Regions from separate parts of the Homo sapiens genome. Here regions 1 and 3 are each linked to region 2. The links are chromatin loops, found by intact Hi-C in ENCODE. Cell type or tissue: PC-3. All regions are shown on one strand.

Region 1 (8,000 bases), 74 kb before region 2:
TCTTTATCTCTCCTTGAGCTGGGACATCCATCTTCTGTCCACAGACATTGGAGCTCTTGATTCTCAGGCCATAGGACACTGAATTATACCACTGGCTTTCCTGATTCTCCAGCTTGCAGACAGCAAATAGTGGGACTTCTTGGCCTTTCTAATCACATGAGCCAATTCCTATAATTATATATCTCTTTATTTATATATTTCTATATGTCCTATTTGCTCTGCTTATCTGGAGAATCCTGACTAACACAGCCAACTATCCCTAGGTAGTTTCTGAGAATCAAGTTTAATGCTATTGAATGGTTTGAAAAGATAGTTTTTTTTAATAGATACTTGTCTTTTTTTATTTTTTTTATTTTTATTTTTTACTTGAGTACACGTCACAGTGATCAACTTGAAGGCTCAAAGCTCTTGGGAATACATAGGCCTACGGAATGTTTATTATTGATGGAGAGTTTTGATAATGCAGTATTCTGGAGTAGTTGAACTAAAGTTAATGTGGACCTCCTTCGAGAGAGGCCAAAAGTTAGGAAAGGGAGGAAAACAGGAAAGATGTGGATTTTACTATCACGTAGGAGTTACTGAATTAAATTTTGATATAAATAGCTCTTCAAAGTTGTAGGGATAGCTAAGAAGAATATTTTTATTTTTTATTTCATCAGGGCTATAGAAATAAATGAAACTATGTCTTTGTGCAAACTACAAAGCACAAAAACTCTAAAAACATCCAAAAAAGGTGACTTTCATTGAAATAAAATCTACAGAAATTAATGTTTTAATTTGGACATTGACAAATTAAAGGCAGCAGTGCCTCACAGGCACATTGATTTCTTTAGATCTTTCTTTTCTTGCATTAAAATAATCACACATAAAATGATTGTAGGATAATAAATAATGAACTACTTTGAAATAAAAGGAAAACTTTTATCTTTGAATTAATATTTTCTCAATTCTCTAATGCCAAGAATATTTGAATGTTGAATAGAATCTTAAAACAAATTGTCATAAAAAAAGCAATAAGACACATTACTGCTCTTAAGAGTATGTGAAACAAGCTAGGAGCAGGGAAATAAATCAATGTTATTGATTTTTTTCAACTAATTATTACTGTGTTTATTTAAATTCAGGTAAAGGTATTATAGAACATACCTCACAGAAAATTGTTCAATGCTATTATTTTGCTTTTGTTTAAATTTTATGAACAATCATCACAAATTGGAAAATCCTGTCTGATGCCATTTAATGATGGTGATGAACATATTTTACATGTTTCAGTTTTGAATTATTTGTGTTTAGTCCATAAAGATCTCACATTGTTGCTAAGGCACAATTTATTGTGATAGCAACTATTCCCTAATCAAAACTTTGAATATTTTGACAGTAGGCAGTCTTATAATTTAATGCAAATGATACATTAAAAATGAACAGGATAATTCAGACAACTGTGGAAGTTTTCAATATCTAGAAATTTGACAGCATATGGATAGGATGCTCAGATAATTATTTTTTTATGTTCTTATGGATTTTTTAAATGTTGAGATAACAATTAGGTATAAAGTTATATTTCCTCTCCCCAAAAAGTAAATGCCCTTTTAGTTGATGGGTTTGCTTTAGATAATGATACCTCATAAACATGATATATTTGCATAAGATATTAAGGTTCAGACAATTAAAGGCACCTGAACTATGCACTGGGCTCACAAAATGATTTGTAAAACTATAAAAATAGAAGAGGCAAAAGAAGAGTTATAAATAAACCGAATTTCCAAATTCATCACTAGGATCAATCAGCCTGTCATTTTTCCTGGATATGTTTAGGCCAAACAGATATGAAATGGTGGGATTAGACTGAAAAATGTTCTCTTTTAATCCTAAAAACACATATATCAGTTAAATAATTTAGTTATGACCATTACATCATTAGCTTCAGGGAATTGCTATTTTTTGTTCCAGTCCTATTCTAGTCTGAGTTACACAATTATTGTACTGTGTTGAAGCAATTTTAATTTCAACAAGTGTATGTAAAAGTTTTGTTTTAGACTTAAATATAATCTTTATTTTGCATTGCATATGATAGTGGGTGGAGGGAAGCTATGAAATAATATATTAAGCAAACCCAATTTCAGTTTGTGATAAGAAGATGTGAACTGCAGCCAGAAGCTTGGACTTCTAGCTTAAAGTCTGCCTCATTCTACTTGTGTGGCTATGGAAATCATGTACCCTCACATGTTTCTGTTACTTCATCTATCAGAGGGAAATAATATTACCTACCCACTCATAGATTACAAATTGCTTGAGGGCAGAGACGATTTTATCTTGAAGAATTTTTCCTTAGCACCTTTTACAGTGCTGAGCACTGGTAAGTATGAAAACAATTGGTTAAGCATTTAATACATAAATAAAACTGAGGTACTAGGTATATAAATTACTTTAAAATATAAGTATTAAATAATGATAATATTATCAAAAGTCATGTATATATATTACAGAGATAGTTATCAAATAAGTTTGATTCCTTGGATGAAATTTGAGAAGTTAGCAGTATGATTTAGCAGAAATATCACTGTACAGTCATACCTCAGTATCCATGGGAGATTGGTTCCAGAACCCCATGGGTACCAAAATCCAAGGATGCTCAAATCCCTTATATAAAATGGTGTAGTATTTGCATATAACCTGTGCACATCCTCCTGTATACTTTAAATCATCTCTAAATCACTTATAATACCTAGTATAAACGCTATGTAAATGTTTGATATGCTGTATTGTTTTTAAATTTGTATTTTTTATTGTTGTGGTTTTTAAAACTTTTTTTCAAATATTTTCAATCAGCTGTTGGTTGAAGCTGAGTTTCCTGGATGAACATATTCTACAATGCATTATAATTTATCTTTGTCATTTTATGGGAGAGTAAATGATTTTTCCATAATTCTGGAGCTCCTAATACCCATGTCTCCTGCTTCCTTCTCCAAGCTCTCCCTTCCCTTACTTGGCCAAGACCCTAATGAGAATAACTGGATGTCTTCTTCTTTTGGAGCTTGAGTTAGGTGCTCACTAGAATTTCTTAGTATTATGGTTAACAGAAAATTTAAAGAGAAAAAAATCTCTTTCTTTGTTGGTTTTTACTTATTCATATCTCTAGTAAATTAAACCAAGATTTAACTCAATACATGGATGGATGGATGCTTGTTTTCATCTTGCTAGTACACTATTTCTCCATAAACAAATGAACAACAAAACAACTCCATGATACATTTAAAGTAAGAAATAGAACATTTGATTCTGATTAAATGACTTTCCAACAGATTTGTTAGTTTCTCAGGTTTGGACCCACCCTGATCTTTTCACAAGGGCCTTGGTTTTCTGAGAAATACATGTTGTGTACTGATGTATATTTTAGTGAGGTGGTAGGAGGCTTACTTATTATTTTCTGTTTTCTCATTTATTTGTGCAGCTGGGAAGGCAATAAATGGAAAGGTGAGTCAGAATGACAGGGCCTTAATCACTGTTAAATCTTACTTGGTGACATTAAGCAAGAAGCTCTCTAGGCTGGTTTTATTACCTATTCTGAACCTCAATTTGGGGTCCCCAAGCCTCTTTGACTTCTTTAGGACATAAGGAGAATCTGAACACTTTATTACATTTTAAATAAAGCTTAATTGAGGTCAGTTATGCCTCCCTCTATTAGGACACATGGTCTGAAATAAAATGTTCTTTACTTTTTATGACAATAATAGCAGCTTAATGTAGGCCCACAAGTTGTCTCATGCTGAGGAACTATTCTGATTGAAAGTCATTATATGCATTAAATTATTTAGTTAATAAATATAGTTTGTTAATAATTACAAAACAATCTTTTAAAGTGAAAGGCTTTAGGAGAAAAAAGGAAGTACTATATTTCTGGTGGGATAAAAGATGAGAACCCTTGCACTAGATCATTTCTAGAGTGTTTCCAGCTCTAGGATTCTAAGCTAGGGATTGGCGAACTTTTTCTGTAAGGGTCAGATAGTAAGCATTTTAGATTCTGTGGGTCAAATTGGCTCTGTCACAACTGTTCAGTTTTGCTGTTGTAGTGTGAAGGCAGCCACAGAGAATATGTACATGCATGGGTTTGTTTGTGTTCTAATAAAACTTTATTTACAAGAACAAGTAGTAGGCCAAAATTGGACAGCAGATTACAGTTTATTGACCCCTGTTTTTGGTGATCCCTGAAATTCTGGGATTGTTTACTCATCAAGCAAAGGAATGTAGAGACAGAAGGAAAGATAAACAGGAAGAAGTCCGTTTTGTGTCTGTTAAAAGCTTATGTGTCCACTTCCTATTCCAGGTACAGAGATAATAAAATGACTCACTATCAATCATATTTTAAGGTTTTTATAAAATATTTTAAATAATTGAGGTTCTCATGTTATTCTATTTGTCATAAAGTCAAGCCTAGATTCATACTGGCCGTTGTTGAGGATACCGGTTGGGTACAGAATGAGTCATGGCAGCTTTATTCCAAAGAGCATGTTGCAGGGCTCCAAGCTCAGCTGTCCTTTTGAGATTCCTAACTGAGGCAAGTAGAAGACTCAGTACTATGGAGAGAATGTCCCAGAAGACTGTTTTTGCTTTCTATGGCAGAAGCTCCTAGTTGTGACTAAATATGTAGGTTCTCTTTCTTCATGTTTATCCGAACTTCTCATTTGCCACTGCAATCCCGGCCACCTGGATTACATATTTATTTTCTGGTCTTTTGCAGCTAGTTATGGTTCTGTGTCTAAACTTTGGCCAGTGGGATTTGAAGAGAAGTGTTATGTATAAGTTTAGAGAAGTGTTCTGGAAGGGGGGTGGGGTGCTTTTCTTTTCTCCTTCTTCCTATTGGTTGAAATGTGACATGATGGCTGGAGTTCCAGCAGCTACACTGGACCACGAGGAGAAAGCCACATGTTGAGGATGACAGAGTTGCAAGGTGACAGGAGCCAGCATCCCTGGTGATTAGTGAAGCTCAAGCCTTCTTTTAAGTGAAAGAAAAAACAGTGTCTAGTTTTAAAAAATCATTATTTTAGATTTTCTTGCTTTAGAACAGAATTCTAACAGAAACATCCACTTTCCCTCAAAAAAAAAAAAAAAGTCAGTTGAGGCTTCACTTTAGAAATTAACATTCATCTGGACCTGGAGAAGCCCCTACATCTGTTCTGATTTGCATAGCACTAGAAGTTTTGGTTCAGTTCTAAGTCATTAGAATAGGTCAGGGACTTTTCAGCAGTCAGCCTTGTGACTGGGGATAGAGGCAGGACGAAGAAGAGACTGGTCTACTTCAGCATGTGTCTCAGTGGCATTAACTTATTTCATGACATCTAGAGGGTTAGGCTGGATTGGGATAAAATATGTGAAGTAAGGCCTTTGCATTCTCCTTGTGCAGACATTTATCCAGCCACAGGGTTTTAAAAGAAGGTCAAGCCATCCCTTCTATGGATTCTGTGAGATTTCTTCCTCAGTTTGCTTGATATCTTAGTTTTTCCCAGTTTTAATAAATATCTTCTTCGGTATGCAAATGTTGGTATTTTTTCCCTGAAGAAGCTCTCAATTTCCTGATGCTTTAGTCCAATAATTACACATAGTGGGCAGGCCATTAAAAACATATGGGTCAACATCCTGCTGTCTATTTCTGTTGGTATCACAAATGGACTGCTCTTCTTTATTAATTCAACAAATATTTATTGAGTACTACATGTTAGTGCCTGATGTTGTAGCAATAAAATGGTAGACAACACAAAATAAATTTCATTGATTCATGCCTTTTATACTTTTTTTGTGAGAAAAATGCTTTTTTTCCTCATTTTTTAATTTGAACTCTTGACTCATGATGTTTTCTATCTTTCTTGTTTTTCTATAGTCCATGGTTTTGGTGTGCTATGCAAACAAAGAGGATTTTTCACTTCTAATGGGATCCCCATTAAAAATATACCCCAAGTGTACGGGCTTCTTTCTGTTACTTTGTTGCCCTCACAAGTTGCTATTAGTAAAATTGAAGCTTTTTATAAAACTGAAACTGAATATCAAGAAAATGCTCTACCCGACTTCCATTTTCAATTAATAAGTAATACGGTATGCAATCTAAAGAATTCCATAAGATTGATTCCAATCAAATAACCACCTATGATAATTTATTCAATAATTGATGCTGTGCACCTGAATTAGAAAAGAAAAGAAAATTGACACTTAAAAGATTCAAATTTAACACTAAATGTGAACTCACTGAGAGCCCAGATGGACACCTTGTCATCACTGAGTCTTCAAAATAGCCACTATTAAAAGATCTACACTACATAACTCACCATAATATAGTCAAAACGGTCCAGATTATGAAAAAGTATGGGGGTTATTGTTCTAAAGTTGCAAAAAAGGTTTATAACTAGTGTCTGATTTGTCATATTCCTAATTTGAGAAAAGCCATTAAGGTTCCAGGTGGTACATGTTTAGTATCTGCAAGATCATTTTCACCCCTACAAATAAACTTCATTTATCTGCTATCCTCCATGGCTTATCAGTATGTTATGTAACTGTATGCCTGTTCTCAGGATAGATTGGAGCCTTTCCATGCAGGAAGGTTGATGCCACAACAGTGGCAAATTATCTGTCTATCTATCTATCTATCTATCTATCTATCTATCTATATCTATCTATCCATCTGTATATACTAGAAAATGTATTTCCTTCATGAAGTGTCCTTGGAGAGATTTCCAATGATAGGAGAACTCATTTTACTGGACAAATTATTAAACAATTAAATAAAGTTTTACAAACAAGATGACATTCTCATTGTCTTTACCATCCTAGTCTTCTGTAAAGGTTGAATGGACAAATGGTATCCTAAAACTAAATTTGGCTATATTAACGGAATTCATTGGATTGCCGTCACCAAAAGTTTTACCACTGACTTTAATGATAATTAAATCTACCCCTACTGCAATGCGCAAGCTGACACCTTTATAAAATAGTAACTGGAATACCTGTGCCCTTCATGATAAAACCTCATGTATTTCTTATATTTGTAATCGCTGACATGACTCAATATTGTGAGGCTTTGATACATTATGCCAATGCATATTTTCATTAGGTTAAATAAGCTTCTGTGACTCACTGATTCATGATCAGATTTTCCACCATCTAGAACCTGGAGACTGGGTCTTTTGGAAACGATATCAAAGAAAGACTACCCTTGAACCTTGTTGAAAGGGAACATACTAAGTTTTTCTCATAATTCACACTCCAGCAAAACTTCAAGGCCTTGAATCTTAGATCTATGTCTCTCAACTGGAGGGGGGCCCCCTCAATTTATGGAACTACATGCCAGTTGGTAATCTAAAGATAAAGCTGACCAGAAAGATCTTTCTCCAGAAGCAGATGACATCTTAAATGTAAACAGCTTTCCCAAGAACCTCCTCTCTCCATCATGAACCCCCTATTTCTTTTCCTCTCCTATTTCTTGCTCCTCCTTTTTATCTTTGCATGGAATCTAACGGGTTGGGCATGGTAGCTCATGCCTATAATCCCAGCATTTTGGGAGGCCGAGGAGGGTGGATCACCTGAGGTCAGGAGTGCGAGACTAGCCTGGCCAACATGGCGAAACACAGGCTGTATTTTAAAAAAATTCAAAATTAAAAATATTCAAAAATTAGCTGGGTGTGGTGGCAGGTGCCCATAATCCCAGCTACTCAGGAGGCTGAGGCAGGACAATCGCTTCAACCACGGAGGCAGAGGTTGCAGTGAGCTAAGATTGTACCATTGCACTCCAGCCTGGGCGATAAGAGCAAAACTCCGTCTCAAATAAATAAATAAATAAATAAATAAATAAATAATCTAACAGTCAATAATAGCTTTCACAGAAAATTTAACTGAATGCTGGATTTACACACTAAGCCAAAATCTTTGCATGACTTTAGAGATCCTTTCCTCCACATTGTAACTGAAATAACTAGAATCCCAAATGCAACCATCTGTTTAGATTGCACAGCTGG
Region 2 (8,000 bases):
ACTTTGTTTATTAAGTCTCTTGTAGAAAATTAGTGGATGGGCTGGCATTTAAGGGAAAATCTTGCATTTGGTATTGACTATTGACATATAATTCCTTGCATTTTTTAACTTTGTTAGTCTCTGAATTAAAATAGGGCATATATATGAAACGTGGCATTTCAAAATGCCAGTTAGCAAGCATCATAAGGGAATGTAACCCCCTATGGAAGACATCAATCGTTGGTGCCTCTCCAGTAAGGAGAAGTTGAATCACCGTGCTTTTGATTACAGATTACATTTCCACATCAATCTGAATAAGGAAGGGACATACTTTCTGACATTTTAAATGTTAGCATTAGGCAATGTGAAACTAGCTAATTTATTCTGGTCAAAGGAAAGAGGTATAGAATTGAGCATTATTATAAATTCATGTTAATTCCTAATAGTTCCTTTTCCAGGAATCCAAATTTAACTTCATGGTTTCGATAAATCTAATAAATTGTATGAGAACAGATGGAACAAATTATTCCAGATGCATGCAAATGCATGCATTTCCAGCAAATGGAAAGCATTATAATTCCACACCATCCTATAATAGATTTAAGGTATAGAAATGTGAAGCATTGAACCTTGTAGCTGTATAGCTGGACGTTTTATTCATGGTACCTTTACCAGAAATTATACCTGATATGGTCTGTGTTCTGCCAACCTTATTTGTTTTGCACCATGCGGTATAGGAGGTGGGGAAGATGAAGACATAAGAGAGAAATTTAACCACACAGAAATCCAATTCAGATAATTTAACATTATGTAAAAGATCTTTCTACTTAAAGCAGCACTTGACTAAAAGATACCAAAACTGAATTCTGTATTTCATCACAACTCACTGAACCTGGAAAATGACTACGAGCTGAGAGCCCCTCCAGCTGAAGGTGATAAATGACAAAGAACTTTGAGAGTTATCAGTACACTAGAACCTCAGCAGACCTAACTGAAGGCTCTTTCCTGAACAAAAAACAATAGGAATTTTCAAAAACCAATTAAATACTGACTTAGGAACTCATTCAGTCTTATCCAGGATATGGTTTTCAATCCTGAATTAGCAGCACCATAATGAACCCCACCTTTGAAGCACATTAAAACCCCTTGATCTTTTCCCACTAGAGTAATTCCTCAGTAAATTGCTTCATTGGTTTTGTTTCTTTGCCTGGAAGGAAATATACAATTCATTGTTCATGTTATTGATCACTGTAGTAGTCCTTGTATTTCCTCTAACAATTGTGTCTGTTCTTCTTCCATGTATTAACATGCTACATTGATTTTTCAGCACTTAAGATTTTATATTTTCATTTAAAATACAAATACAAGTATATGCCAAAATATAATTTTAATGCATTCTATTCTATATAACTAAAACATTCTAAAATTTTTCAACTTGAAAGGGGATTTTGTCACCTTTTGCTGGAAAGTTGTATAGTGGAGTTACTTCAGAGATTACATGTATTGCTAGCATCAAAATCATCTTTCAAGGGCTTAGGTACCAGACATCCTCATTTCATTAGATTCTCTTTATGTACTCTGTAGTTTTCATCTTCATGGCTTATCTGTATTATCCTAGTATTCCTACCTAAAGAATTTCTTCAATCTCTCTAACACATTAGAGATTGTTCTTGCAATCTGATTCTGTCGAGTCAATCATATTTCTTCCTTCCTTTAAGATCTGACCAAACACTCATCTCTAGCTAATTTTCTCTGATCAATTCCATTATTCTCTGATTTTGACTCATCTTTTAATATTAGCATAGTTAGATATATTGTTTTTGATGTATTGCTTTGTAGTTGTACTTTACCTTCTGGTTATCTTACAAGAATATTCCAAGTTTGCTGTTATTGTTCACAATAGCTCCAATATCTTTTGAAATCACTCACATCATCTATTAATAATAATAATGCATTTGTCCTTTTAAGCAAGGACAACCATTATAAGTCATCAGGGTTTTTCTTTTGGAGGGAACAGGTATCAATCCCTCCAGCTTTTAGAAGCTTCTTCATAGACACTTTACCAGAGGGACGCTGTAGTAAAAGCAAGTCGAAACCCGTATCTGTCAAATATCAAATAATTATTGGAAAGGAGACACAAAACCATAATACATCTTATTTTTTGTAAACTCAAGGAAGTCACTGATCTCTGTCCTCAGCCACTTTGGACCATCACATTGCAGGAATAAAATGTAAGAATCCAGGATAGTAGAATCTGTAATTCCCAGAGCTCTGTTTGTTTTGTTGTGGTTTTATCTCAGCTTTATTGAAATATAATTGAGAAATAAAAATTGTATAAATTTAAAGTGTACAAGGTGATATTTTAATATACATACACACTGTAAAGTGATTACCACAATCAAGCTAACATATTCATCACTCCACAGAGTTATATTTTTTTGTTTGTAGTGCTGAGAACCTTTAAGATCTATTTTTACCAAATTTCAAGTATCTAATGTTGCCACTGAAAGTAATGGCAAACTGCAATTACTTCTGCACCAGACTAATATTATTATTATTATTATTATTATTATTATTATTAACTATAGTTACCATGCTGTACATTTGATCTCCAGAATTTATTCATCTTATACTGAAAGCTTGTACTCTTTGACCAATCCCCCCTTTCCCTAATCCCCCAGCCCTTGGCAACCATCTCCAGTCTCTGTTTCTATGAGTTTCTCTTCAGATTCCACATGTAAGTGAGATCATGTGGTATTTGTCTTGCAGTGTCTGGCTTATTTCACTTAGGATAATGTCCTCTAAGTTCATCCATGGCAGGATTTCCTTCTCTTTTAAGGTTGAATAATATTTCATTGTATATAAACATAAATATAAATACACACACACCATTTTTTCTTTATCCATTCATTCATCAATGGACACAAGTTGTTTCCCTTTTGGCTATTGTGAATAAACTGCAGTGAAAATAGAAGTGAAGATATATTTTCAAGAACTGTTTTTAATTCCTTTGGATACATACTCAGCAGTGAGGTGGGATTGCTGGATCATATTGTAGCTCTATTTTTAATTTTTTGAGGAACCTGTATACTCTTTTTTATAATAGCTATAGCAATTTAGAATCCTATCAACAGTATAAGGGTTTCTTTTCTCCACATTCTTGCCAACACTTGTCATTTGGCTTTTTGATAATAGCCATCCTAAGAAGTGTGAGGTGATGCCTCATTGTGGTTTTGATTTGCATTTTCCTGATGATTAATGATGTTGAGCACAGCACTTTTTCATACATTATAAAGCTACAGTAATCAAAACTGTATGTTACTGTCACAAAAACCAACACATAAACCAACAGAATAGAATGGAGAGTTCAGAAATAAAGCCATGCATGGGTACAAAAGTACTAAGGATACACAAGGGGAAAGCATAGTCTCTTCAGTAAATGGTGCTTGGAAAACCAGATAACCATATGCAAGAGAATAAAATTGGATTCTTATCTTACACAATACACAAAGTTCAACTCAAAATAGCCTTATACATACATAATATCTGAAGTCGTAAATATCCTAGAGGAAAACACAAGAAAAGCTTCATGACATTAGTCTTGACAATGATTTTATGAATATGACCCTCAAAGCATAGGTAATGAAAAACAAATATAAACAAGTGGGTCTACATCAAACTACAAAGTGTTTGCACAGCACAGGAAACAAACAACAAAATGAAAAGGCAACCTACAGGATGGAAGAAAATATTTACAAACCATATATACAATACATGACTAATAGCCGAAATACGTAAGGAAGTCACGAAAATCAATAGAAAAACATGCGAACAAACACAAGCACCTAAATAAAAATGTGGGTGAAGGGCCTGAATAAACCTTTTTTTAAAGGTCACATGCAAATGACCAACAGATATCTGAAAAAGTGCTCAAAACCAAAGCTCTGTTTTGTCCAGTATCCCCACTCCTATCACAGAGAAATTTGTCACCTTACCTGACAAAAAAAATGAGATCATTTCATCAGCCTCAAAATAAAGGACCCAAGAATATATTCCCAACCAATGTGGGAAATCCCTGCTGGTAGAAGACCATCCAGCAAGTGACGTCATCACCAGAAAGGCATTAAGGGACACAGTTTAAATGTTGCAAAGGATTTTAAAAGAATCAGGAGTGAGATAACACTCAGAAATAATTTTTAGTTTTATTATGTAAGATAATATTACTTTGTCAATGTAAGAAAATATTTTTGTCTTTCAGAGTAGATGCTATATTTGGTTCTGCCTCCCACTCCCCCCACCACTATCCTACTTTATTTCACAGAGGAGTCATTTTGTGGCCTCACAAGAGAGTTGGCCAATTCTGCTGAAAGATTGGCATTGACATTTGCTTGTGGGAGTGCCTGAGGACAGAGAAACCTCCCAGCTTGCATGACTAGGTTGGATAACTTCTTCTTCCTGTTTGCCAATAAACATTATGTTTGGCAGAAAACGGTTAAAGATTTGCTCCTATTGCAGCAGGCTGCCTGTTAATGAGAGGGATGTAGTCTTCCCTTCCCATAGCTGGAGTCTTTTAACACATACTGAAAAAAGACTTCATAGCTTCTAAAGGATCAAATTGGCTTATGTCAGTTTATAACAATAGGATTTTATCATTGACTGGCCATACTGACCTAGTAGTAATAAGATACTTTTCTTCCCGAGCTGTCTCTGAAATAGTAGCTGCTTCATGAACATCTTGTCTGATGAATTATTTTCTTAAATGACTCTCTTTTCTCTCAAAATCTGAAGGTGTTCTAAAAATACTAGCAGTTTAATCCAAGGTCCATTTTGCAAGGACTCTCAGTCAGCATATTTTACAGAGAGAATGGCTGGTGGAGTCATTTTACTAGAAGACATGACATGGCTTGAATTCCCAAATCAGATCACTGCAGGCCAGGTAGCAGGTCTTCTCTTAGCACTTTTCTCTTCACCTTTCCATGCAGCAGAGGGCAGTAGTGAACTGTGCATTTTTCTATGCTTTATTTCCTTTTGAAACATAAGCCAAATACATACAAGAATAATAATACATTTAAAAAATAATATTTAAACTATTCCACATGTATAGTATTTTTGCTTCACTGAACAAACGAATTTACCTGGGCCACAATCCAATAGATAGTAGCTAATTTTAGACTTCAGACTTGTGCTTGTTTGGACAACTTAGAATTTGAGTATAATGTTATATTGCAACTAGTCGTTAACAAATCAGGTGTGAGAAGAAATTAGACATTTCAGTGTTTTCTGAGAAACACAATTTCCTTAAGGAAATGTTGTGGCATAAATGTATTTTAGCTATATTTTAGGCTTAAAACATTGTGTTCTTCAAGGAAAATATCAAATCTTTCACAAAATTCTATCTTCTTTAAAAGTCTTTTTAATAAATTAAATAAAAATGATGTTTATTGTCAAACAACTACATGTATGGAACTAAAAAATTAGAGTTATGCAGTAGGAAAAAAAGCCCTCTGACTCACTTTTTGGTACTCACTATTTCTGTTTACCTGGGCTAGTCAATTTTAGCTTTTTAAAAGTTTCTTATTTTCTGGTATTTACCTATGTATTTGAAAATATCATGTTTATCCTAATATTTCCTTATTTTTTGTCTTAAATGTCATCTGTTGTCTTCCTAGTAAATAAGATGAAAAGTTAGCTCTTTTATACTCCTCTCTAATATCTCCTCTCCATATTCTTCCAAAATATCATTTAAAATTATTCAATCTTGGACCTTGTGCTTCACTCGTAGTAGGCAATTATTAACTATATATCTACTTGCAGGATATTTGAACCACTGAAAGGGGTTTCCAATAAAGAAAAGGTTATTCACATATATTTTAAAACATATGGAATGCAGCTAAGGCTGTGTTTAAGGCAACCTACAGGATGGAAGGCAACCTACAGGATGGAAGGAAAATTTGGAACTCAATCTTTTTTATGTCAATTTTTCCAAAATTGATCTATGGCTTGAATACAATCTCAATCAAAATTCCATCTTTTTTTGAAAATTTGTGCACTTTCTATAATGCAGATCCAGTATACTTATGGTAATCTCAAAAGAGAACAAATGAAAGCTATACAGTACCAGATGTAAAGACCTGTTACAAAAGCACAGCAATTAAGACAATGTAAGATTAGTACAAGCACAATCATACCAATGAACTAAAATATAGAGCCCAGAGACAGTTCCATACATGATATATGAGATGATATGTGACAAAAGCATTGTCGCAGTTCTGCGAGTTAGAAAGATCTAGGTCAACTGGAAATCTATATGGGAAATATGTACTTTGACCTACGATATATGGGATAGGCAAAAATTAGGGGTATATCATATACCTAAATATAAAAAGAAAAACAATAATTCTTCCTGAAGAAAATAGGGGAAAATCTTTAAGACCTTTAAATAGTTGGTGTTTCATGAAGATCTTCTTAAACAAAGATTTCTCGAACAGTGTGAAAACTCACACCATACAAAAAAGATTATAAGTGAACTGCATTAAAATTAAGAATTTATTTTTATTCAAATACATTTTAACATTAAGTGTTAAAAAGCAAAGCATAGACTCATATTTGATAAATTGTATTCAGAATAAAGAGCTCCTACAAAACAATAATAATAAAAAGACTGACAATTGATTTTTTGTTTTTTGTTTTTTTGGTTTAGATGGAGTCTCACTCTGTCGCCAACCTGAGGCTCTCGGCTCACTGCCACCTCCACCTCCCGGGTTCAAGCGATTCTCCTGCTTCAGCCTCCCGAGTAGCTGGGACTACAGGCACGCACCACCACGCCCGGCTAATTTTTGTATTTTTAGTAGAGACGGGGTTTCACCATGTTGGCCAGGATGGTCTCCATCTCTTCACCTCGCTATCCACCCACCTTGGCCTCCCAAAGTGCTGGGATTACAGGTGTGAGCCACCGCGCCTCACCTGACAATTGATTTTTTTAGAAAACAGGCAAAGACTCCTCACAAGAGAGTGTATTCCAATGATCAATAAGGATAACAAAAGGGATGTGCAAATGGCTAGGTACAATTGATTAGAGAATTGCAAATTAAAGTACAGTGAAATACAGATACACGTCTATCACAAGAGCTGAAGTTAGAGACTGTCAATGCCAACAAGGATGTGGACCAGCCAAAGAAAGTGTAAATAGTAGGAGCAAAGAGCCAGCACTACCCTTAGGCTAGGATAGCTGAAAGACAAGACCTCCTGGAAGTCCATTGGAAGAGAAACCCAGCAACTGCCACCTAAGGCCCAGTAGGGAGGGAACTTTCCTCTGCTAGCCAGTCTGTACCTTCCATTAAACAAACTAAATTGGAAGCCAGAGGGCGCTGGGTGCAGCTGATGCAATCTATAAGGTCAGACTCCCATAGCACAGAACTGAGTGGAGGGATGTGGTGACTGATCTGGAGGGGTAAACAAAGAGCCAGCAAGACTGTTCAATCATTAGATAATTTGTTTGCTCTCTCTCTATCAATGTAGCTAGCTAACCTAGCTAGCTATTTATTTTTGCCTAGCTGTTTCTGTTTGTTTACTTTTTGGTGGGAAAGTTGCTGCATATGTAAAGAAAATCAAATGGCACAAAAGATTCAGAATGACAAGCAACTAACATTTGTATGCTTACATGTCAGGCCTTTGCTAAGCTTATTTACAGACTTCAGGGCTTCCTGCTCGAGGTACAGTATGATTAAATTTTGGAGGTGGGAAGAGGATATTAGCTAAAGGCAGTTGCATATGCTACAATAGTAACTTTTTAAAAAAGTTTCAAAGGCAAAATACTTTTACAGTGAATTTTATTAAAATTTGCATAATCAAAACTTACAAGGGAAGAGAGACAAGCATAGTCTAACACTATGATAGTTAATAGTTAAATTAATTTGACTAATGGTCCCATTAATTAATTTAATAGAGCAATACTTATTTGATCGGAGTATTTATCATTTGAACAGCTGGCAATGATTTGTTCATCTTATTTTCTTAAAGAA
Region 3 (8,000 bases), 240 kb after region 2:
TTTTTTCTGAGATGGAGTTTTTGCTCTTGTCACCCAGGCTGGAGTGCAATGGCATGATCTCAGCTCACCGCAACCTCCATCTCCTGGGTTCAAGCAATTCTCCTGCCTCAGCCTCCCGAGTAGCTGGGACTACAGGCGCCTGCCACCATGCCCGGCTCATTTTTGTATTTTTAGTAGAGGCAGTGTTTCCCCACGTTGGCCAGGCTGGTGTCGAACTCCTGACCTCGGCCACCCAAAGTGCTGGGATTACAGGTGTGAGCCACTGCACCCAGCCTAATCTTGCTAACTTTAACTCAACGCTTTTACTTATAACATTTCTGCATTAAACAAATATTACAATTTTTGTACAACCAAGAAAAAAGTATCAACAGTGATATTAATGGAATCAAGGATCATAAAAAGACATAATAAAAGTCTTATGCTAAGGAGAATCATCTAATTCAGAATTAACATTCTATATGAAAATCTGTGAGAACAATGATATGATTTGAGTTTTCTTATCTAGTAATGAGAAATGCAAAAATTAAAAGTGTCAATCATTCATCTATCACATAGGAAGAAATTGATTAAATTTTTCACAGCAAAGTTTGAAGAAAGTGAAGTAAATATGCATTATCAAGAAACTATTTCATCTCAAAGTAGAGCTTTCAGATATAATTCCATCTTCCACAATCCTTATACTGAGTCAGACAACATTTACTATAGATTTTCCTCCCAAAAGTCTTTTTAATCATGCTCCCACTTCATTCTTGTTACCTTAGTCCCTGTTTCTCTCTGCTCATAACTTTACCTGGCTAATTCTCACTGCTTCAATGTTCCTTTATATAGATGCCATAATCAAAATAAGAAACAAAACCAAAACATCCATATCTGTTCAAGTCTCTCTATGTTTAAACAGTGACAGCCTACAAGATCAAGTCCATACTCCTTGGCTACACACAAGTGCCTTTTCCATCTGTCTCCTTCTGTCTTTGCAGGTATTCTCCATTTGCTTCTTTGAAATACTTTCAAAACCAACAAAATCCATCTGTTTTTGAAGTGTCCTCTCCCTTAACCCAGCTCTGTCTATTCTTCTCATTCTCACTCCACTAGACACCTAATTATGAAAACAATAATTAATTGCATAATTCACATGTGGGATTTTCTAGGCTTTACTATTGGAAGAAACAAGTATTGTCACGTTTCCAACTTTTTTCCCAGTCCCAAATTGATGTTAAATTCTAGCTAATAGTCATAGTCACCATTACTTGAATATTTACAATGTGCGAAATGCTTTAGACAGTAGGGGCAACCAAATTGCTCATAAAATTCAGTTGTGCTGAAAAACGAAATTTCCATATTTTGCTTGTAATTTACCTAATTTTTTCATGAGTTTGTCTATTGAGTGATGACAAAAACAAACAAACAACCATACAAAAAAGTTTAAATTGTATTGAATTTAAATGAAATTCTATCCAATAATTTAAACACTGTGTTTAGGTAGTATTCAATCTTTGATAGTGATTGTCAATTTATTTTGTCTCTGAGCCTCTGTTCTTTAAACATGGCATCTATTAGGCATAGTCATCTAGATAACTCACATGCAATCCATGTTCAACACAGCCACAGTCATGTGCATACTCATCATATTCTTCTTCATCCACCGCCCTGTTGTTTCCCTATGTTCCTGATCTCTGTCAATGGTTACTGGAATCAAAAATCTGGGGAGTTTTCTCTATTGTTTTATAGAACCAAACAATTAAGCAAATTCTGCTGTTTTTATGTTCTGAAAATTCCTATTCATGTCCTCCTTCTCCTCTTTGCCTTCTATTTGTGCCTAGATCCCAACTTAAGAATCATTACTTGGCTATTAAAAGAGCCTGCTTCTAGCCCTGCTGCCTTCAAATACAGCCTCCGTGCTCTGGCTGGGTTGCTTTAATTGTGCTGTACTACTAGCTTGCTTAAGGCCCTTACTAGCAATGGAATAAATCTCAAGATTCTTAGCTTGGCATAGAACATGACATAAATACCACCATTTCAGTTATATTTGCCACTACACTATTCCCTATTTCATAATCTATGTTTTCATAATATGGAAATGCCTGCAATGCCCCCCACCCTCCGTGCCTCTTGAAATCTTCTTGCCTTTGGTTGTGGTGTTTCCTCTTTCTGGAGTGCCTTTTCTACCTTTATTTACCTGGCTAACACTCACTCACTGTCACTCTCAAGTCTTAATACTAGTTAGTTAACATTATTTAATGGAATGATGGTTTTATTGTAGTTTGTGGATAATTTCCCCTAAAATATATCCAGGTTTTTCATGACTGGAATTGTGTCTGAGTAGAAAACTGCATTCATTAATTTCAAGTGAACTTCCCTCTTTAAAATTCTAAACTATGTCATTTCCCTTGCTTGTCATACCCACCCCAATCCTCTCAAACTCAGCTTCTCCTTTCTTTTAAAACTCTATTTAAGGTTTTGTCAACTTATTTTTAAAAATAATTCAAAGAAAACCTTTCTGTTGGTTATCTAGATTCTGATAATTTATGTATTAGGTGCCAAATTTAGATAAGAATCTTCATAAACATAGGTCCACAGCCGGACACCGTGACTCACACCTGTAATCCCAGCACTCTGGGAGACCAAGGCACTTGGATCACGAGGTCAAGAGATAGAGACCATCCTGGCCAACATGGTGAAACCCTGTCTCTACTAAAAATACAAAAATTAACTGGACATGGTGGCGCGTGCCTGTAGTCCCAGCTACTCAGGAGGCTGAGGCAGGAGAATCACTTGAACCCAGAGGCGGAAGTTGCAGTGAGCCAAGATCGTGCCACTGCACTCCAGCCTGGCGACAGAATGAGACTCCGTCTCAAAAAACAAACAAACAAATAAACATAGATACATTTCCTTCATGAAACTTCCTTGAGAGAGATTGGCTGATTCCTGTCACTGCCAATTTCATAATATTTTCAGCTTTTCCTCCAAAACATTTTTATAAACAAGTAAAATTGGCTGGATGTACAGACTCATAGACTTTAAGGCCTATACTACATTTAACTAACCTAACCTCTTATTTTTACAGAGAAAGAAATGAGGCCCTAATATTTAGTAAAGGACATGTTACTAATGAGTTGCTAATATGTTTCTGCTGCTCATGTGTAGGTGTGTGTAAACACACACACACAGACACACACACTACATGGTATGTGAATCTCTCTCTCCTATTCCAGGTCTTAAAAGAATGACAATCACTCCTTCTCCTTGTTTATTCCTTTCTCTAAAAAGAAAAAAATATTCATCACTGTCTGATTTTGCTTTTGCACTACAGGCAAAGGTAAATGTTGACTGCCTGGCTGACTCCTCCCACCATGACTTGCCTTAAGTAGTGCTAAGACATCTCCCTGCCCATGGCCTTGTTTCTACTGGCATGAGTCTCTTTCATTCACGTCACTGGCAGCCATATCCAGGGACTTGTGGTCAGAATGGAGTCTAGTGTGCTGTTTTTCTGGATATTACTCTGTCTTTTTCCCCCTCCAGTGTGTGACTGGAAGTCTCTTTAACAGTTAAAATAGTGGCCATATATGCACACTGGAGAGAGAGTATTCAATAAGATCTGTAATTTGTAGACCACTGTGAGAGATTAGTCCCTGTTCCCTCATGTTCTAGCTTCAATATACGCTTTAGGATCAATGCTAACTTCTGCAGTTACTTTATAGTAATTGTGATTACAATAAAAGTGAACACTTACCTCAAAAGGGTAGGGCCAGAATGAATTCTTCTTCTTTGTGGTCTTTGATGAAAAGTGTCTAAGTCACATATAATTTGTACCTCATCTTTTTAATAAGTAAAGGAAAGGCATTCTTATTAACTCTCCCCGTAGGAAATCAGAAAGGCATTCAGAGAGAATGGATTTCAGGCACAGGCATCAAGTTTGCCAGTGCTTCCACCTGAGCCCCACAGTTTGAGCTACCTGGTGCTCACCTATGAACTCAACACTGGTCCAATGCCCTGGACTAATTCCAACTGAGGCAAGAGGTGTTGAGGTAGCTCTTCTTCATGCGAGGACAGGACTTACTTAACTCTAACTCAGTTTCTCAATCTGGTTTCCTGGTTGCTTGCTTCCTCTCCATGTAAGAAATGAGTCAACATAATGTATGTGGAGTCCTAAAATGGTTTCTTCCCCCAATGGAGGTATTTTTCAACTGTGCATTTGAATTAAACTATTATAAGTATTTAATATAAGTAGAATAACATAATTTAAACATTTTACATATCTCTATGAGAAGTGGTTATTTAAAGGAAACACATAATTATAGTTTTTGTTATTCAAATAAATAATTCCCATTTTAACTGTTTTGAAAGTTGTATTTCCACATAACCAGCTTTTCTGTTGTGCTGTTTCTATGTGTTAGCCATAGCCAACCAAAGTCATGTGTAAACTGAATTATGCATTACAAATAAAAGAGCTGTAATCCTCTGAATACCCTAATTTGATGTAGAAAAAAAGTTTAATGCCCATTCTACAATGAATGCATATTTGAGAGTACTAAGAATATTTATAGATTTTTTTACTTCATTGTCCATAGACACTTCTTGACTCTGGTTTTTAGTAACCAGCAGAGGGCGCAACATACACAAGTTAGGGTCTTTAAATCCTTAATGGCTGATCTCTTCTGTCATTTGTATCCACAGGCACCTGCACCCTCCTCCACCATCAAAGTACACCCAGCCCAAGTCAAGTGAAAAGAAAGAAATATGTGCTTACTTATTTGTTCCTATCACAGCTGAAGTTAACCTTTAGCTGGAGACTAAATTAACACCAATGCTCCAAGTTTAGATAATTGTTCTGAAATAAATAGAGCCTTAAGCTAGAACTTCTTACATAGTCAAGGGAGATAGGTGGATTCTTTTGTACTTCATTTTAACTATCAATGGTGTTTTAAGAACCAAATAACATTTTTCTTAAATCATTTTTTTTCCTATCATAAGTAAATTCTCAGCCGGGTGCTGTGGCTCATGCCTGTAATCCCAGTACTTTGGGAGGCTGAGGCGGGCACATCACCTGAGGTCAGGAGTTCAAGACTAGCCTGGCCAACATAGTGAAACCCTATCTCTACCAAAAATACAAAAATTAGCCATGTGTGGTGGTGGGCGCCTGTAATCCCAGCTACGGGAAGCTGAGGCAGGAGAATCACTTGAACCCAGGAGGTGGAGGTTGTAGTGAGCTGAGATCGCGCCACTGCACTCCAGCCTGGGCAACAGAGCCAGACTCCATCTCAAAAGAAAAAAAAAGGAAATAAAATTGATGCCTCTGTTTCCACTTTACCATTTAAAACTCCTACCTCTAAAATAAATAAATAAATAAATAAATAAATAAATATTCACATATATAAAGTAAAATTTAATCCAAGATTCTATTGCTTCTAGGAAAATTTAGAAGACTTTTTATAGATTCCTTATGCTCTCTTCTTTCAATAGTAGTCTTATTTTGTAACTTTCTTATATTTTTGCGTGTTTATTTGAGTCAACAAACCACTAAGGCAAATTCACAGGTATATTTCATGTGAGAAAGATTTATTATCATAGACCTAATGCCTTACAGAAAAATTTCTGGCTGAAAAATTGTATAATATTGGAGAAAAACACGAAAGGAATAACATATATAGACCTGATACAGGTTACCAAGTAAAATCTTCCTAAAAATGTAGGTGACTCGTTCCCTATCTCATTTTACAGATATCTCATTTTACAGATAAGGAATCTGAGGCAAAAAAAAAAGAAAATAATTAAGTAAGTTTACTAACGTCACGTATCAGGCAATGTGGTCCAATTTTCATGCTCTTGACTTAGCCTTTACAGTATTCTGTCTCTGAAATACATATTCTATGCTCACCTAGTACACATACACACACACACACATACACACAGAGACACTCCATACATATGCATATAAATGGAACAAGGTTTTATAAAAGAATATTTATTTTTATGTCTGATAAAGTAAAAGCATAAATATCAAATATTTTATTACTACATATAGATATGGAAAAAGATCATAAAATGAACAACACAAATGCAGACAAACAGAAAATACTAGGTAAGGCCCACAAAACTAGTTTTACCACTCACTAATTGGTAGCAATATACAGTTTGAAAAGTATCATTGAATTTGACCTTATTGGCTCTCAACTTTACTTTTTTTCTGCTGTCACTGTCATTGTTGTTTTCACATAAATTATTATTGATTCTTAAATAAACTATCAACTGTGAGCCTACCTCTTCATTTTTCCATACCTCCCAAAATGCACACTTTCATTATGTGATTCCCTGCTGTAGAATCCTTCACTCTTTGGGCCAAGATGGCCAACTAGAAACAGCTCTGGTCAAAGGCGCCCATCAAGAAGAATAAAAACAGCAAGTGAATCCTGCACCAGTAACTAAGATATCCAGGTTCCGTCAATGAGACTGATAGGCAGTTGGCGCAACCACAGAGAGCAAGGAAAGCTAGGCAGTGTGATGGCCCACCCAGGAGCCACACAGGGCAAGAGAAGCTCCCACCCCCAGCCAAGGGAGGCACCTACACTAGTGACACCTCCAGGTACAGGAGGGACCCAGGAGAATAGGATCTGGAGTGGACCCCCAGCAAACTGCAGCAGCCCTATGAAAGAAAGGCCTGACTGTTAAAAGAAAAACAAACAGAAAGCAACAAAAACAACATCAACACAAAAGACCCCACAAAAACCCCGTCCAAAGATCAGCAGCCTCAAAGATCGAAGCTAGACAAACTCATGAAGATGAGAAAGAATCAATGAAAGAAATGCTGAAAATGCAAAAAAATGCCAGAGTTCCTCTTCTCCTCTAAATGATCGCAATACCTCTCCAGCAAGGATACAGGACTGGGCAAAGGCTGAAATGGATAAACTGACAGATGTAGGCTTCAGAAGATGGATAGTAATAAACTTTGCTGAGCTAAAGGAACATGTACTAACCCAATGCAAAGAAGTAAAGAAACATGATAAAACATTACAGAAGTGTTAACCAGAATAACCAGTTTAGAGAGGAATATAAATGATCTGATGGAACTGAAAAACACAACATGAGAACTTCACAATGCAACCACAAATATCAATAACCGAATAGACCAAGTGGAGGAAAGAATTTCAGAGCTTGAAGGCTATCTTGCTGAAATAAGACAGGCATACAAGATTAGAGAAAAAAAGAATAAAAAGGAACAAACAAAACTTCCAAGAACTATGGGATTATTTAAAAAGACCAAACCTATGACTGATTGGGGTACCTGAAAGGGATGGGGAGCACGGAACCAAGTTGGAAAATGTACTTCAGGATATCATCGAGGAGAACTACTCCAACCTAGCAAGACAGGCCCACATTCAAATTCAGGAAATCCAGAGAATCCCAGTAAGATACTCCATGAGAAGATCAACTGCAAGACACATAATTATCAAATTCTCCAAGGTCAAAATGAAGAAAAAAACATTAAGGGTAGCCAGAAAGAAAGGCAAAGAAAGGCCAGGTCACCTACAAAGGGAAGCCCATTAGACTAACAGCAGCCCTCTCAGCAGAAACCCTACAATCCAGAAGAGACTGGGGGCCAATATTCATTATTATTAAAGAAAAGAATTTCCAACTCAGAATTTCATATTCAGTCAAACTGAGCTTCATAAGTGAAGGAGAAATAAAATCCTTCTTAGGCAAGCAAATGCTGAGGGAATTCGTGACCACTAGGCCTGCCTTGCAAGAGCTCCTGAAGGAAGCACTAAATATGGAAAGGAAAAACCATCCACTGGTGTGCTGTATTCAAGAGACCCATCTCATGTGCAAAGACACACATAGACTCAAAATAAAGTGTTGGAGGAAAATTACCAAGCAAATGGAAAGCAGAAAAAAGCAAGGGCTGCAATTCTAGTCTCTGGCAAAACAGACTTTAAACTAACAAAGATCAAAAAAGACAAAGAAGGGCATTAAAAAATTGTGAAGGGTTCAATTTAACTGGAAGC

The links. A loop is a pair of places that touch in the nucleus more often than their neighbours do. Peaks named below come from ENCODE experiments on the same cell type or tissue, not always from the same donor. Only the 100,000 strongest peaks of a DNase experiment are listed, where the experiment ranks them.
Region 1: it touches region 2 in a loop (6-fold over the local background); 2 of 110 quality-filtered maps call a loop at or near these places.
Region 3: it touches region 2 in a loop (7-fold over the local background); 21 of 110 quality-filtered maps call a loop at or near these places.

What each region holds. Positions count from the first base shown.
Region 1 is chr5:39,635,529-39,643,528 of GRCh38, forward strand. No RefSeq gene overlaps it. Among named protein-coding and RNA genes, the nearest start is that of LINC02104, 120 kb to the left of the region's middle. In PC-3, no CTCF peak of the experiment used is centred here; DNase peaks (open chromatin) are centred at 3,493 and 4,363; H3K4me3 peaks cover 363 bases; H3K27ac peaks cover 3,026 bases.
Region 2 is chr5:39,709,325-39,717,324 of GRCh38, forward strand. No RefSeq gene overlaps it. Among named protein-coding and RNA genes, the nearest start is that of LINC02104, 190 kb to the left of the region's middle. In PC-3, CTCF peaks have their summits at 4,947 (motif pointing right) and 7,331; DNase peaks (open chromatin) are centred at 3,777, 4,397, 4,937 and 7,347; H3K4me3 peaks cover 1,654 bases; H3K27ac peaks cover 3,385 bases.
Region 3 is chr5:39,944,467-39,952,466 of GRCh38, forward strand. No RefSeq gene overlaps it. Among named protein-coding and RNA genes, the nearest start is that of LINC00603, 100 kb to the right of the region's middle. In PC-3, a CTCF peak has its summit at 4,603 (motif pointing right); a DNase peak (open chromatin) is centred at 4,615.